2 separate regions of the Homo sapiens genome follow, and region 1 is linked to region 2. Evidence: chromatin contacts called from ENCODE Hi-C or POLR2A ChIA-PET data. All regions are on one chromosome and are shown on one strand. Each heading gives the region's core, a stretch centred on a gene start or an enhancer-like site at or near the end of the contact. The rest is flanking DNA. Distances are from core to core; before and after follow the strand shown. Region 1 overlaps CCDC9 (coiled-coil domain containing 9). Region 2 overlaps SAE1 (SUMO1 activating enzyme subunit 1).

What was found. A loop is a pair of places that touch in the nucleus more often than their neighbours do. ChIA-PET counts read pairs that join two places held with the same protein, here RNA polymerase II (POLR2A). Pooled maps may share reads with other maps.
Region 1: POLR2A ChIA-PET joins it to region 2 with 20 read pairs in activated T-cell. The contact joins two enhancer-like sites. A Hi-C loop is called at or near these places in 3 of 168 maps with a recorded cell type or tissue (GM18951, PC-9 and psoas muscle), 1 of 37 single-sample maps with no recorded cell type and 7 of 50 pooled maps. POLR2A ChIA-PET finds 5 or more read pairs at or near these places in 29 of 52 experiments (A549, B cell, BJ and 22 more).

What each region holds. Positions count from the first base shown.
Region 1 is chr19:47,265,341-47,269,504 of GRCh38, reverse strand. It overlaps CCDC9 (coiled-coil domain containing 9), which reads right to left. Exons shown (of 12, transcript NM_015603.3): 8 at 2,713-2,894. Among named protein-coding and RNA genes, the nearest start is that of INAFM1, 7.5 kb to the left of the region's middle. RefSeq lists an enhancer at 2,340-2,839. Within about 2 kb of position 1,909, at least 4 of the 41 ENCODE cell types and tissues checked have a DNase peak (open chromatin) inside an H3K27ac peak, as active enhancers do.
Region 2 is chr19:47,149,898-47,153,944 of GRCh38, reverse strand. SAE1 (SUMO1 activating enzyme subunit 1) reads right to left here. Exons shown (of 9, transcript NM_005500.3): 3 at 3,570-3,743; 4 at 905-1,047. Among named protein-coding and RNA genes, the nearest start is that of SAE1, 21 kb to the right of the region's middle. Within about 2 kb of position 1,529, at least 5 of the 41 ENCODE cell types and tissues checked have a DNase peak (open chromatin) inside an H3K27ac peak, as active enhancers do.

The DNA.
Region 1 (4,164 bases), core at 660-3,159, 120 kb before region 2:
GTGGCTGGCACCTGTAATCTCAGCTACTCGGGAGGCTGAATCAGAATTATTTGAACCCAGGAGGCGATGTTGCAGTGAGCTGAAATCACACCACTGCACTCTAGCCTGGGCAACACAGCAAGACTCAGTCTCAAAAAAACAAAAAAAAAAAGATAATATTATTACACAGATTATCTAAGTCTAAAATTCTAACCTCCACCCTGGCTGCTTACTCTGCATCATTATCCTTCTGGGCCTAACATTAGACCTCTTAATTACCCACCTTGCCCACTACACTCTTAGTTCCAAAAAGGCAGAAATGTTTTGTTTGCTGCTGTATCACCTAGAACCTTCCATGACATAGAGGAGGACTCAAATATATGCTGATGAAAGCAAGACACCATGCATTTTTTTTTCTTAGAGATAGGGTCTTGCTCTGTGGTCCAGGCTGGAGTGCAGTGGCATCATAACAGCTCACTGCAAACCTCCTGGGTTCAAGCAGTCCTCCAGCCTTGGCCTCCTAAAGTGCTGGGATTGTGGGGATTACAAGCATGAGCCACCACGCCTGGCCCAGACACACATTATTATTATTATTATTATTATTTTTTGAAACGGAGTCTCTCTCTGTCGCCCAGGCTGGAATGCAGTGGTGAGATCTCGGCTCACTGCAAGCTCCACCTCCCAGGTTCACACCATTCTCCTGCCTCAGCCTCCCGAGTAGCTGGGACTACAGGGCGCCCACCACCACACCCGGCTAATTTTTTGTATTTTTAGTAGAGACGGGGTTTCACCGTGTTAGCCAGGATGGTTTTGATCTCCTGACCTCGTGATCCACCTGCCTCAGCCTCCCAAAGTGCTGGGATTACAGACGTGAGCCACTGCACCCGGCCCACACAAACATTATTCATCAGACTTGTTGCAAACTGCTTTTAGGACACATAAGAAAAACAAATACTTTCTCATTGTGAATGCTGAGAACATCTCCCCAAAAGCCCAGCTGCCTCCTCCTTAGGAAGATCAGCTATAGTATCTGTGCAAATTATTTCTCACACTCGCACAGGCTTGGTTCACAATCCACAACAAAATGCTTCCCGACCACTGGGCAAACAGACAAAATCCTCCTTAGCCAAAGCCAAAAAACAAGTTATAGGTGAATGAAAACTTTCAACACAGGAAAGAATGGGGGATGAGGTAAAACCTAAAGTTGCTGATCTTTAAATACTGCTATTTATCGGCTCTTCCAGAACCTTCTCCTTCTTGGTTATGGAAGTTGGTCCCCATGACGATGATGCAATGAGGGCTTTGCTTTAAGTCTGACTGAATCGGGGGACAAAGTCAAACTTGAGGTTAACAATGCCACTGGGTTAAGAAGGTGGTGGTGCCGGGCGCGGTGGCTCACACCTGTAATCTCAGCACTTTGGGAGGCTGAGGTGGGTGAATCATGAGGTCAGGAGTTCAAGACCAGCCAGGCCAACATGGTGAAACCCCACCTCTACTAAAATTACAAAAAATTAGCTGGATGTGGTGGCACGTGCCTGTAATCCCAGCTACTCAGGAGGCTGAGGCAGGAAAATCGCTTGAACCCAGGAGGCGGAGGTTGCAGTGAGCCGAGATCACATCACTGCACTCCAGCCCCGGCAACAGTGCGAGACTCCGTCTCAAAAAAAAAGTAAAAAAAAAAAGGTGACGGTGAGGCATGGAGACATTCAGGGATCTGAGTTGCTGGGGACAGGTCAGAGGCTGGCAGGAGGATGCAAAGGTCTAATCGCTGTTAAACAGCCTTCATGCCCTCCCTGCGTTGGAACTGATGTCCCTGCCGCCACCGGTGTTCCTATCCACTGGAGGGGGCAGAGCTTATTTCCCCGCCCCAGTGAGGCGGGGTGTGCTGGCGAACACAACTGGGAAGTGTGCCTGCTTGTGCATCTGCCCATGTCAGGGCAAGCGCTCCCCAGGCAGCTGCTGCCCTCAGCCTGGACAGCAGAATGAACACCCTGGCGCAGAGTGAATTCACCCTGCTGCAAGAAGCCAAGCCCAGCGGGACCCACAGCTTAGCGTCCAGCCTGGATCAGCTCAGCCCAGCATACCCATGAACACAGAAGAAATCCTCTCACCCCAGCTGCTCAGGAGGCGGAGGCAGGAGAATTGCTTGAACACGGGAGGCGGAGGTTGCAGTGAGCTGAGATCCTCCCACTGCACTCCATCCAGCCTGGGCGACAGAGCTAGACTCTGTCTCCAAAAACAAAAAGAAAACCAGAAATGCTCGGCCGCGCGCGGTGGCTCACGCCTGTAATCTCAGCACTTTGGGAGGCCAAGGCAGGCAGATCACAAGGACAGGAGATTGAGACCATCCTGGCTAACACGGTGAAACCCTGTCTCTACTAAAAATACAAAAAATTAGTTGGACGTGGTGGCGGACGCCTGTAGTCCCAGCTATTCGGGAGGCTGAGGCAGGAGAGTGGTGTGAACCTGGGAGGCGGAGCTTGCGGTGAGCCGAGATCACGCCACTGCACTCCAGCCTGGGCGACAGAGCGAGACTCCGTCTCAAAAAAAAAAAAGAAAACCAGAAATGCTCTCACGTGCCGCTGAGCTCCAGCAGCTGGTCCATGGCATCTCAGGATACTTGGCAGTCACTCACTCATACACAGCAGGAAAAACCAGAGAGAGGCATAGGACTTAGAAGTCAGGGCCAAGGTCAACGTGCCACATGGGGAGAGGAGCGGGGAGGAGACTCACATCCCATCGGTCTTCTCGGCATCCCACTCGCGCCTCCACTGGCCAGTGGGCTTGCGGTGCCTCTGCAGCCGCTCCTGGTCGATCTTCTCCCTCTCCTGCTTCCAGCGCAGGTACTCCGACCGCTCCCGGCCCGTCATGGACAACGTCATGTCTCCAGCACTGCCCAGGCCAGCTCGGCGGCCCTGCCCCCCAGCCCACAGGGAGTCAGGGTGATGTCCCGCACCCTACCCCGCCCCTAAGCCCCGAGGCACATCCACTTGCTCAGGATCACACAGGGAAGCGATGACAAGGCAGAGATCACAATCAACTAGGCTCAGGTGGCACCTCCTCACAGAGGCCCTCTCAGATCTCCTAAGTAGCATCCCTCTGTCCCCTCAGCTGCTGGATTTTTCTCCACAACACTTGGTAGGACCTCACATCTCACTATATTTTCATTTACTCAGCTCCCACCAGAAGAAACCTCATCAAGGCAGGGGCTCTGCCTCCAAACTCTTCTCCCGCCGGGCGCGGTGGCTCACGCCTGTAATCCCAGCACTTTGGGAGGCCAAGGTAGGCGGATCATGAGGTCAGGAGATGGAGACCATCCTGGCTAATATGGTGAAACCCTGTCTCTACTAAAAATACAAAAAATTAGCTGGGCGTGGTAGCGGGTGCCTGTAGTCCCAGCTTTTCGGGAGGCTGAGGCAGGAGACTGGCATGAACCCAGGAGGCAGAGCTTGCAGTGAGCCGAGATCGCGCCACTGCACTCCAGCCTAGGCAACAGGGCAAGACTCTGTCTCAAAAAAAAAAAAAAAAAAAAAAAAAAAAAGCCAGGAGCGGTGGCTCACGCCTGTAATCTCAGCACTTTGGGAGGCTGAGGCGGGCAGATCACGAGGTCAGGAGATAGAGACCATCCTGGCTAACATGGTGAAACCCCATCTCTACTAAAAGTACAAAAAATTAGCTGGGCATGGTGGTGGGCACCTTAGTCCCAGCTACTGGGGAGGCTGAGGCAGGAGAATGGTGTGAACCCGGGAGTCGGAGCTTGCAGTGAGCCAAGATCACGCCACTGCACTCCAGCCTGGGCGATGGAGCAAGACTCCATCTCAAAAAAAAAAAAAAACCTCTTATCCTCAGCACCTAAAACAGTACCTGGCACATAGTAAGTGCCCAGTAAACAATACTGTTAGTAACAAGAAAACCCTCAAACATACCACAAAGCTGTAACAACTAGAGCCACGTGGTACTGACAGAAGAACCAACAGACGGACAATTTAGGGGTGGACCACCAAGTGCAAGGACACTGCCCCTGCCTCCTCTTCTAGGCCAGGTCCCCACCCCTCACACAGCACCTGCCATGTGGTAGGTGCCTCATAAATGCTGGTGTCATTAACAATGAGGGGAGATTTACCTTGGCAGGAAACAAAACATACCATAAATCCTTAATAATTAAAATCCTGGGCAAGCACAGTG
Region 2 (4,047 bases), core at 280-2,779:
TGACGCATGCCTGTAATCTCAGCTACTCCGGAGGCTGAGGCAGGAGAATGGCTTGAACCCAGGAGGCAGAGATTGTTCTGAACTGAGATGGTGCCATTGCACTCCAGCCTGGGCAACAACAGCAAAACTCCGTCTCAAAAAATAAAATAATAATAATAATAATATGCCCAAAGAACTAGATTATCCTAAAGCCATAAAACACTAGAGTTAGGAGATGTCTGGAACATGACTGTCCTTCCCCCATCTTGATTTTACAGGCAAGAAACTTGGAGACCAGAGAAATTTCAGTGACTTGCCTGAGAGGCTGAACAAGAGAAGAGTTCTCAGTCTCTTGGTAGGAAGCTCCTATCTCACAGAGCCTGTCTTTCCCTCTCAATTAGCAAGTTGGAGGGTTTTGGAGGGGGTGGTCAGAAACTGCAGCCAAAATACCTAACTCATATAGTTTTACAATAATGTATCATCTGCCATCTTTCACCTAGAGACTACAAAGTCAAAACACGGCAAGTCCTGTCATGTAAGAATTACCAAGTTCTGCAGCCTCAGTGTTCAAAATGAGAGGATGAGGTCTGTTTGTTCTACCAGAGGAGTCTCTCTGGATATTGGACACCTTTTCCAAGGTAGACTTTGGTTGAATATGCCTCCAGAATCGCCCAACTATTTTGTAATCATTTTACTATCTCTCAACTTGAAAACATGTCAGCAGACCAGGCGCAGTGGATCATGCCTATAATCCCAGCACTTTGGGAGGCCAAGGTGGGAGGATCACTTGAGCCCAGGAGTTCAAGACCAGCTTGAACAACATAGCATAGATCCTGTCTCTACACATAAATAAATACATAATTTAAAAAAAAAAAGTATAAAAAGGAGAAAATGTTATGTTCTCCCCTCCTCTCCCAACACTTACTCTACAAACTCATGCTCTCCTAGATTGGCAAATGTGTATCCATGGTAGCCAAAAACATCTCCTGTAAAGAACTTGATGCTATTTTTGTGACAGATCTGGTCAACTTTAACTATGACATCCCTGGAGCAGCAAGTCAGACACACCTGCAGAAAGAAAGAAATTGGCTGGGTTTGAGTTTTGCAAACTGTGAATCACTGCCCTGATGTCTAAATAAATCTTAATGAACAGTCTCTCTGGGCATGCTCAAAGCATGTTTCAAACTGGTACAACAGGTTCTTTGGGCCCTATGGCTAGAAGACAAAAGAAAAGTTGCAGGTTTCAATGTGTAGAAAATATAAGTTATGAGACCGTCACGTTCTGCAGCCAAAATAAAATGTGTTTAGCTAAAAAGTAAAAGCCATTCAACAAATGTTTTCTGTAATCCACGAACATATACACATTTCATAGTTCTCATAAAAAAAATAACTTAGCAAGTTGTTTCTATACTGCTAAATCTATTAAAATCCAAATAAGCTACAGGGACAAGCAAAACCAGTTTTTTAAATTGACCCAAAGGTCATGTTTAAATACAAGGGCTTTTTACCCCCCTCCTTTTGATTGATATGTTAAGATAAAGAAGATAAACAAGTCCTGTTGAGATCATTTTTCCACAGATTGCGGTGTGAAACTTTATCTGAATTTAAGGACAAAAGAAAAGGTTACAGACCAAGTGACCTTCCATTCAGGCTTAGACAATGAACTGGTGATCCACTCAGTGGAATTATCAGTGTTGCTCTGGGGCCTCCAGGTTGTATTCCAGTAAGTTGAGGTATTGGAAATGGCTAAGTTCTACTGCACAAAATACCATCTTTTCGGGAGAAGCTTTGTGATCATGGTCAAAAGACAACTTCCAAATTGCACATGCTTTCTCCTGAACAAAAGGACATTTTCACTTGATAGACCCTCTTTGCTGTTGTCTAGCAGCCTGAATACCGAAATAACACTCACAGAGAAATGTGTTCCTTTGGTGTTTCAAAGAATGCAGCCACCCAAGGAAAAATCCCATCTAAAAAGTAAGAAATCCACAGGTGAACATGCAACCAATTGATCAAATGGAACCCTGCAGAGTCTAAAGTAACTATAAAACCTGCAAGGACCAGCCAAACACGGCCTGCAAGGCGGTCAACATGGCCCCATGCACACGCATTACACAATCAACTGGCCTCACACTTCAGTTTTAACAAACCCTCTAACTCTACAAGTTCAAGGGACACCTGGCATAAAATAAATGTGGTTACTACAGATAAGAAAATGAAGACTTATGTCCAAATGGAAAGTGTCCCAATACCTCAAGTTAAAAAATAGAAGGGACTAGGAAAAAGAAAACAGGACAAATGCACAGATGATCCATCCTTCCAAGCCCATATTTGAACAGATGCACATATGAAATAGAAAAGTGTAAAAACGGGAGGCTGAGGCAGAAAACTGCTTAAACCAGGGAGGCGGAGGTTGCAGTGAGCCAAGATCATGCCACTGCACTCCAGCCTGGGCGACAGAGTGAGACTCCATCTCAAAAAAGAAAGAAAGAAAGAAAGAAAAGTGTAAAAAACAGGCCAGGTGCAGTGGCTCACACCTGTAATCCCACCACTTTGGGAGGCCGAGGCAGGTGGATTACCTGAGGTCAGGGGTTCAAGACCAGCCTGACCAACATGGTGAAACCCCATCTCTACTAAAAATACAAAAAATTAGCCCAGCATGGTGGTGAGTGCCTGTAATCCTAGCTACTTGGGAGGCTGAGGCAGGAGAATCACTTGAACCCAGGAGGCAGAGGTTGCCATGAGCCAAGATCGCACAATTGCACTCCAGCCTGGGCGACAAGAGCAAAACTCCATCTCAAATAAAAAAAGGTGCAAAAAAAAAAAACTACCCAACCCAAATTCTAACCTCTCATGTAACATACTGGGGCCTTTCATTTAAAAAACTAGTAGCTCATCTATGACTATTTCACATTTATCAAGATTTGTTAAGCTTTTCCAGAATGCAGGGAACTATGTCTGAAAGGTTGCAGATATTGACAAAGAATTTATCCTTTCACCTCCGCATAGATTTGGCAGTGAAACTAAATGAGGCTGGATATGCCTCATTTGACTTACGACTACAGTGATTTTTCTCTAGTTATCCATGGCAACATGGTCAATGTGACTGTGAGAAACAGACAGACAGACATAGATCAAGATCAGGTGTGCTTTTCTTAAGACAAAACACAAGCTGTAGTTTGATATTTCTAACAAAAAAATGCCGCTGCCACAGAAATTAATCACCAACTTGTTAAGTTTTCGGAAGAAAACATTTGCAATAACATGGATTAAAGTTATGTGCAAAGATTCTGGAAGGAAGACAAAACACCAAAGACGAAACCTGGCTGAGGGAACATATGCCCAGAGAAGAAGCCAGCAGACAGCAAGTCACCAACAACTACAGCAGATGCAACAGACTGGACCTCTCTAGCAACACATTCACACAATATACTAAGCCTAAACAATAGAACAGCTTATACATTTTCTTGGGAAAAAGCTCAGAATTTGATATTTGAATGCTCTCAGATTGCTTTGGGATTTGAAAGTATATACAACTAGCACCTTAATTTGTTTAATTCCCACAGCAGATTTTATAATAAGAAACTTACAGCATCGAATTGAGTGAAAAATGACTCTGGTTTCTTCTCTATATCCTCAGTGTCCACCTTCACATCCACCATGGGGTTGAGATTCTGAGCTCGCTCCAAAGAGGCTTCAGCCCTATTTCGGCCAACAGACCCAGTACGAATCAAGAACTGAGCTCCGGGATCTTCTGGAGTTACCTAGGAATAATACACATATTTTTTTAAGTCTTGTATTTTTAGGGAAAATAAATCTTAAAAAGAATCTTTAAATTTTAAAGGATAGCTAAAATACCTACCACCTAAATTTTTTTTTTTTTTTTTTTTTGAGACAGTCTTGCTCTGTCACCAGGCTGGAGTGCAGTGGCATGATCTCGGCTCATTGCAACCTCCGCCTCCTGGGTTCAAATGATTCTCCTCCTGCCTCAGCCTCCCAAGTAGCTGGGACTACAAGCACGCACCACCACAACAGCTAATTTTTGTATTTTTAGTAGAGACAGGGTTT